2 separate regions of the Homo sapiens genome follow, and region 1 is linked to region 2. A link is a contact called in ENCODE Hi-C or POLR2A ChIA-PET data. All regions are on one chromosome and are shown on one strand. Each heading gives the region's core, a stretch centred on a gene start or an enhancer-like site at or near the end of the contact. The rest is flanking DNA. Distances are from core to core; before and after follow the strand shown.

Region 1 (3,509 bases), core at 615-3,114, 270 kb before region 2:
CTTGCCTTGAACCTCCGGACTGCCTTAGTCATTCCTGGGCTTGGGCCAAGCTAACTTTGGGAGAAATTTATAGTTTAAATGATAACAGCCCTTCCCCAAAACTAAACCACCTTTGTAAAGCAAATGAAAGACCACCAGGCTAGGTGGATGAGAGGAGCACGAACTCTGCTAAGGGGTAGACCTAAACAATTACAAGCCATTATTCTGGAGGTCACAAGATTTGCAACTTCCCCCAATTACTCCTGCAGATAACATCACTATTGTAGAACCTAAGATTGGTCTTCTGAGATGTCTTTTCAGGCTTTTGTATTTCTGACTACCATGGCTCCACTTGGACCTGCCAACCAGTCCTGTGGCCCCACCAAGAAGCAAATTCTGCACACCCCTCTGATTGCACCCCCAACCAATCAGCAGCACCCATTCCCTTGCCTGCCAAACCATCCTTGAAAAACCCTAGCCTCCAAATTTTCAGGGATGCTGATTTGAGTAAAAATAAGACTCCAGTATCCTGTTCAGCTGCCTCTGTGTGAATTAAACTCTTTCTGTGTTGCAGTGCCTCTGTCTTGATAAATTGGTTCTATATAGGCAGTGGGCAAAATGAACCCATTTGGCAGTTACACTCAGACAGTGGATCTTTGTGTAGGTTCTTCAACAGTGTTGTGCCAGCCTACAGGATGAAACACCAAGCTCACAGAAGAGTGTTCATTTAAAAGAAAGCAACACTAATGATCCACACAACATCCTGAATTTGTTATGTCCCAGAAAGGCTTATCATAAGTTCAGTAATTCTGGTTCATCTACCAAGATAAGTAAGTGTGTTTGATTTTGTAAGGTATGCAGCAGTGATCTCCTATTTTGGTGTTTTTCAATACAATTTTGGTTATGTGCAAATAAAAAATTGATGAAATTTTATTTTCCTTCAATATCAACTTAAATGGTTCTTACATCTATAAAGCTTTTTCTGACTCTGTGGGGAGGCAGTCACAACTCTGCTCTCAGAATTGAACTTTCTCCCTTTTATTCATTCAGCAAATGTTTATTGAGTACTTATTAGGATTGCTATGCTAGGTGCTGGGATTCTAACATGGAAGGTGACTTGGCCATTGCCCTCAGAAACTAACAAACTACTGCGGCAAACAAGCCAATGGGCCACTTAAGGCACCTGAGTAAGTGCTCCAATAAAGGTTTTGGAGGGCTCTGAGGCAGGGAAGAGGGGGAGAAGCATGTTTAGCCTGCGGAATAGGAGGTCAGAGAGGATGCTTGAGTTAAGTATTGAAGAGGGAACAGAACATACAAGATCAGAGGTATGAAACCAAATGACCTCCAGGGAAATTACAAATAGCTTTGTAAGAACAAAGTGGTGTGGGAGAACAGTGGGAGGGGTAGAGAGGAGCCAGGTTAAAAGGGTCTCAGATTCAAGAAGTTTTGAACTTACCCTGAAGGCTTAGTGATGTGCTTGGTCAAGCACAACTGTGACCCAGAGTGTTCCCTCTCTCTCCTTGTCATAGCATTGTGAGTATACCTCTATTAAAGCATTTATTACAAATGCTTTAACTGCATATCCTTCTGTCATAGCATTTATCACAATTCTAATTCCATATGGAGAACTGCTGAAAAGAAAGCAAAGTGGAGATGATACCAGGTTGCAGTAATCCAAGCAAGAAGTGATTGAGAGGAATGCATGTTCCTACAGGTAGACTCTGATTGGATGTCGGTGTTAAGTAAAACAATCTCTGGCTCAGATAGCGGTGGATGAAAGGGCTTACAGAAGAACAGCTTTAGGGGATTGAGCAGGAAATAGTCTAGTCAGCAGACCTGGGTTGCCTGTGTGTTAACCCAGCAAAGGTCTGTCTTCAGGACTGGAAAATGACCTCTGAGTCTTACACATTCTGCCTGCTAAGAGTGATTTTGCATGCCTGAGGCCTCGGGCCATGCTGTACCGGTGTGACTAGGTAAGTTTATCCTAACAATGTGATTTATGGTGAATGCCTTTTTTGCCTGTGGGCTGGAGTCTGAGTAGCTGAGATCAGTCACCTGGGTAGGCACTGCATACCTACCTGATGACCCCCAATAAAAACAATAAAAATCCTGAGCACCAAGTCTTGGGTGAACTTCTGTGGCAACACTTCACATGTATTGTCACATATTGCTGTGACTCCACTGGGAGAGGATACCTGGAAGTTTGTGCTTGCTTTTTCCAAGACTTTGCTCAGGTGCCTGCCCCTTTGCTGATTTTAATCTGTAACCTTTTGCGGTAATAAATCATGACCATAAGTATAACAGCTTTTCTGAGTCCTGTGAGTCTTTCTAGTTCATGTGAGTTCATCAAGCTTAAGGGTGATCTTAGGGACCCCTGACACAGGGATAATGAATTGTTCTGGACATATTGAATTTAAGGGTCTCTGAGCCATTCAAGTTCGTGTGGATGAACTTGGGTTTTTATTAGGGTTCCTCAGGTAGGTATGCAGTGCCTACCCATGTGAATGCCTACTGTTGGCAATTGGATATATAAGTTTGGAGCTCAACAGAGAGGTCTGGGATAGATATTGAGATCTGAGAGCCAATACATAAGTGGCTGTTGAAGCTAGGGGCATACATGAGGTCACAAAAAAGAGACAGATGGTAGAATGAGAAGCAGAAGGTAGAGACTTGGGTATCACTGGCATTCAAAAATCAAATGTGCAGGTATGGTGGCACATGCATATAGTCCCAGCTACTTGGGAAACTGAGGCAGAAAGTTTGCTTGAGCCCAGGAGTTCAAGGCAGCAGTGAGCTATGATCACACCACTGCACTCCAGCCTGGCCAACAGAGTGAGACCCTGTCTCTACTTCAGAAAGAAAAAAGAGAAAAGAAAAAGAAAAAAGAAAAGGCAAATATGGAAGAAAAGGCTCTTTTATGGAGTGAAGAGACAGAGAGTTGAGAGTCAATATCAAGAAGATATCAAGGCCAGGCATGGTGGTTCTTGTCTGTAATCCCAGCACTTTGGGAGGCGGAGGCAGGTGGATTGCTTGAGCCCAGGAGTTTGAGACAAGCCTGGGCAACATAGTGAAACCCTCCCTCTATAAAAAATACAAAAATTAACTAGGCATGGTGGTGTGCTTGTAGTCCCAGTTACTCAGAAGGCTGAAGCGGGGATCACTTGAGCCCAGGAGGTCAGGTTGACGCTGCAGTGCAGTGGTGATAGCACCGCTGCACTCCAGCCTGGGTGACAGAGCAAGACCCTGTCTCAAAAAAAAAAAAAAAAAAGCCACCCTTAGGAAGGAGAGAATTCCAAGGAAGTTCAAATGTTATAAAGAAAACAATATATAGAAAAACGCTGGCAGTATTGTGGTCATTAGTAACTTTAAGGAGGGTTCCTCTGCATTTCCTAAGTTAATTTAACCAATATTTATTGAGTACCTGCTGTGTCCCGAGCCCTCATGAACTCAGTATAAAAGGAGACACCCAGGTAATTGATTGTATCTTGAGTGGATATCTCCCTGGAGAGAGTGCAGCAGAGGGGAACTCC
Region 2 (3,637 bases), core at 929-3,428:
CTTTTCAGAGAAACAGATTTTGTACACTGAGGGGAGAAGAGCAGACCCACCATCTAATCACAGAACTAGCAGGAGAGAACAGTGTCGGGCAGTGGAGGAACATCAGAGGGTGTCTCCAAGTCAGAGAGAGAACCTGAGTAATGGGTGCGAGGTTAGGGGAGGTGAGGGTAGCTGGAGTGACGGAGATGGAGGCTCGCAGCTCCTAATGTGATGCATACCACTGTGGTTTCCAGATAGAAGATATGGAAATCAGCCTGCCAAACATTCACTACTTCAACATAGACATGTCCAAAATGGGTCTGATCAACAAGGAAGAGGTAAGAGGTAAGAGAACTTTAAATATATTTAAAGCACATCTCTGTCCCACCCCCTTTTGCCCCTTTATGAGCCTGGGATGATAATGTCACTGAATAAAACTCTTAAGCAACTGTTGCTTTGGGGAATATTTATAGTTGCCAGTGATTACAGCCCTCTTCAATTCTGGGCCTTTCAATGCCTGAGGTTGGAGTGCCTTCGAAGTGGATGAGTGATTATAGAAGGTTGGAAGTCCAAGAGAGAAAGACAGAGAAGGAACAGAGTGTGCCCAAGGAAACAGCTTTGAGATCTGCTTCTCTGAAAGTGCCATGCAAGGACACAGCTTCATTATTCTTCCATCATGAGGCAATGAGGAGAAAAAAAGATTCTATTTTCACTTTCTTCCATCATTCCTACCTTTTGATTAACTAGTCAATTCAGTGGCATAAAATACACACAGGAAAACATGGAAGAGTATTTATGTTTCTAATTGCAATTACAGAGGTAAGATGTGGAAATTAATTTTTTGAAAACAACCCTTTGTCTTGGAGAAACACTTCTCCTGTTTTTTTGTTTTTTTGTTTTTTTTTTTTAAGCCATGGCAGAATGTTAAACCACTCAGTGTGTCTGACTAGACAGCCTGAAGTACTGACTGGTGGGTTGGTGTGGTCAGTTCTTGGGAGATCAGAACCATTCTTCCCTCTTGGACCACATTCAAAATAAGATTTCTCAATTTGCTCCAGCTCCCCACACATTCCTATTAACTAGAAAACATTGTTTCGAGTAACTTCTTTTAGTATGTGTTGGGGAGTAAGATAGGGAAGGAGCCATCTATTAGCATGGCTCTGCTCCCATAGACTCATATCCTTTGGCGGATAAGGGATAATGAAGGGGTTAAAGGTCCCACATTCTGCACCTGATGGCCCAGAAGCCTCACAATCCTTCGGGCCAGGTACCTCCTTTCTGTTTTGCAAGTAATGTGAGTGGCCTCTAGCAGGCTTTGACCACCATCAGCTGCAGGTGGAGGCTCGGGAGTCGCATCTGGAAACAAAGGTCATGCTTAGGTGCCTGGCAAAGGTGATCTAGATTCTGAAAACCTCCAGGGATTCAGTTCCAGTTCTCTGGGAAGCAGAGCTGCCCTTACCTTGGTCCCACATGCTGTACATCCAGCCACAAGGAGAGGCAGCAGTATTTACTTTAGAGGAAGGAAAGGACATGGCTACCAGAATGCCATTAATTAGAATCTGAAGCCTTTTTAAAGCCTTCTAACGGGCAGGAGAGCGACCTGAAAGTAATCCTGGCCAAGTCCACCAGAGGCAAAACAAATGGACCCTACATAGAAAAAAGGATCAGGTGTCATGGCTCAAGCAGTGCTTAGCTCAGGACCCCAGGCAGAGAGAGGAGGGCTCCTGAGGGCCCCCGACACCTCAGGTCTGCACTAATCCCAGCATGCTGGGGGGCTGCGCCCACAGGGTTCTTCCCTCTAGGAAGTCAGACTTGCAGCTCCCTCATGGAGCCCAGCTGGGGACTTGGAGTCAGGAAGGCCTAAGTTCCTTTGGGTCAGGGCTCTACATAAAGGCACCTGAGTGGCTGAACAAGCTGTCCTTGCGTCTGTACTTTGAGGATGTCTGGAGCCACTCTTGGACTCTCACCCAGCAGATGTGTACAAAGTGAACATAACACATGAGAAACAGGAAGTTGGACACATTAACACTAGCAGAGAAGTGACAAATGACAGGGTGGGAGGGTGGAAGAACTCTAAAAGCACCGCTATCTGGAGCCATTTAGAATTGAGTGAACAGCCCTGCAGACCTCAGACACTTCTGAGGCCATGGTGATCTTACAGCATTGGACAATGACTCATGGATGAGGTGAGTCACCAAGGAAAGGTCAATTGTGTTCAATACACTGCATTTACAAAGCAGGGATATGGAATGCATCTTAGAAACATTTATATCTCAATGATTAACATTTTTCAAAAGCTTTTAAATTTTCTAGGAAATTGACTCATCTCTCAACTATTGCCAGAATAATAAGGCATTACCATGCTTGAAGTAACTTTAGTGGAGGACATACACATTTTCCTGTTTAGTAAGTTGTTGTTTTTGTTTTTAATATTGAGTCATAGAAAGGAGGAGAGGGCTATTTTAATGTCCTTTAAATTACCATGTGGTTTTTCTACAGGTCTTGCTGCCATTAGACAATCCATATGGAAAAATTACTGGTACAGTCAAGAGGAAGTTGTCTTCAAGACTGTGACATTGTGGCCACCAATAGGAGTCCACTCTCAGCTGAGGAATTCCTTAAGTCATTTGTGATGCTGGAGATGATAGCATGTAGCCATGCAAAATTTCACACTAGTATATTGATTTATAGTGTTCACTTTCCTCCAATATGAAACAGTTTATTTCTTCTACACCTAGCTCAGCAAGGCATTCTGTGGATTACCTTATTAGTAATTATAACAGGCTTTATGGCTATAATTTACTTTAAAAATGCTGAGCAGTATTAGAACAGTTATAAATCAATATTTCTTTTTGGTTATCTTATGCCTTCCTATCTTGGAGAAGCTTTAGAATCAATTCATTAAGAAAATAATCATGAATTAATGAGTGTGTCACATCAATTAATTTGTGCACAGGTTTAAGAAACAAATATTGTTTTCATCCTACTGATGCTTCTAAGTAATGCAGAAAATGAAATAAAATTATATTGAAAAATATCACCATTGTTACTTCATTTGACTGAATATTTGATTTTAAGAATGCTCTAGCATATGTATCATTGATTATTTATTTCCACTCTGATAGTACTTCTGTGATCTTAATGTTTGATTTTAAACTTTTTCAATCCTTAGAGAATATTTAGTACATATGAGGGTACTGAAAAAGAGTAGAAATTTTCTTTGAATAATGCATCCCTTATGTGCACAAAACGTCACATTTAATAAATGTTAAGCCAATATACAGATGGGTGGATGTACATTTAGAAAGAAGACTAGAGAGTATAGATGTGAAAATATCAGCAATGACAATTTCTGGATGATGAGATTATGAGTGATTTTCATTTTTCACCATGTACTTTTCTGAATCTTCCAAATATGAACAATTATTCCTTTTATAGCCAGAGAAACAAATATAGTTGATGATTTAAAGATGTTTACAGATTTGAGGGCTGATTATATCAATTGACTAACACTACCATTGTATACATGTAATAAAGCTTCACAAATTACAGCTTTAGAAACCCATGATGAAAACTTGTCCACGTTAACATTCTGGGTAACCTTTTCCATTTTAAAAAATCTTCATTTAAAAAATAAAATCAAATCTCCATTTTTAAG

The links. Hi-C counts contacts between places; a loop is a spot of excess contacts on that map. ChIA-PET counts read pairs that join two places held with the same protein, here RNA polymerase II (POLR2A). Pooled maps may share reads with other maps.
Region 1: a loop to region 2 is called in a map of PC-9, with 4 times the contacts of the local background. The contact joins the promoter of LINC01555 here to the enhancer-like site in region 2. A Hi-C loop is called at or near these places in 1 of 168 maps with a recorded cell type or tissue (PC-9) and 1 of 50 pooled maps. POLR2A ChIA-PET finds 5 or more read pairs at or near these places in 1 of 52 experiments (activated CD4-positive, alpha-beta T cell).

What each region holds. Positions count from the first base shown.
Region 1 is chr1:84,633,375-84,636,883 of GRCh38, reverse strand. LINC01555 (long intergenic non-protein coding RNA 1555) reads left to right here and starts at 1,864. Exons shown (of 3, transcript NR_027379.1): 1 at 1,864-1,952. It overlaps LOC124904206 (a long non-coding RNA gene), which reads right to left. Exons shown (of 5, transcript XR_007066196.1): 4 at 1,436-1,610.
Region 2 is chr1:84,364,337-84,367,973 of GRCh38, reverse strand. It overlaps the pseudogene UOX. Among named protein-coding and RNA genes, the nearest start is that of DNASE2B, 32 kb to the left of the region's middle. RefSeq lists an enhancer at 1,616-2,815. Within about 2 kb of position 2,178, at least 6 of the 41 ENCODE cell types and tissues checked have a DNase peak (open chromatin) inside an H3K27ac peak, as active enhancers do; they include PC-9, where a contact is called at or near this core.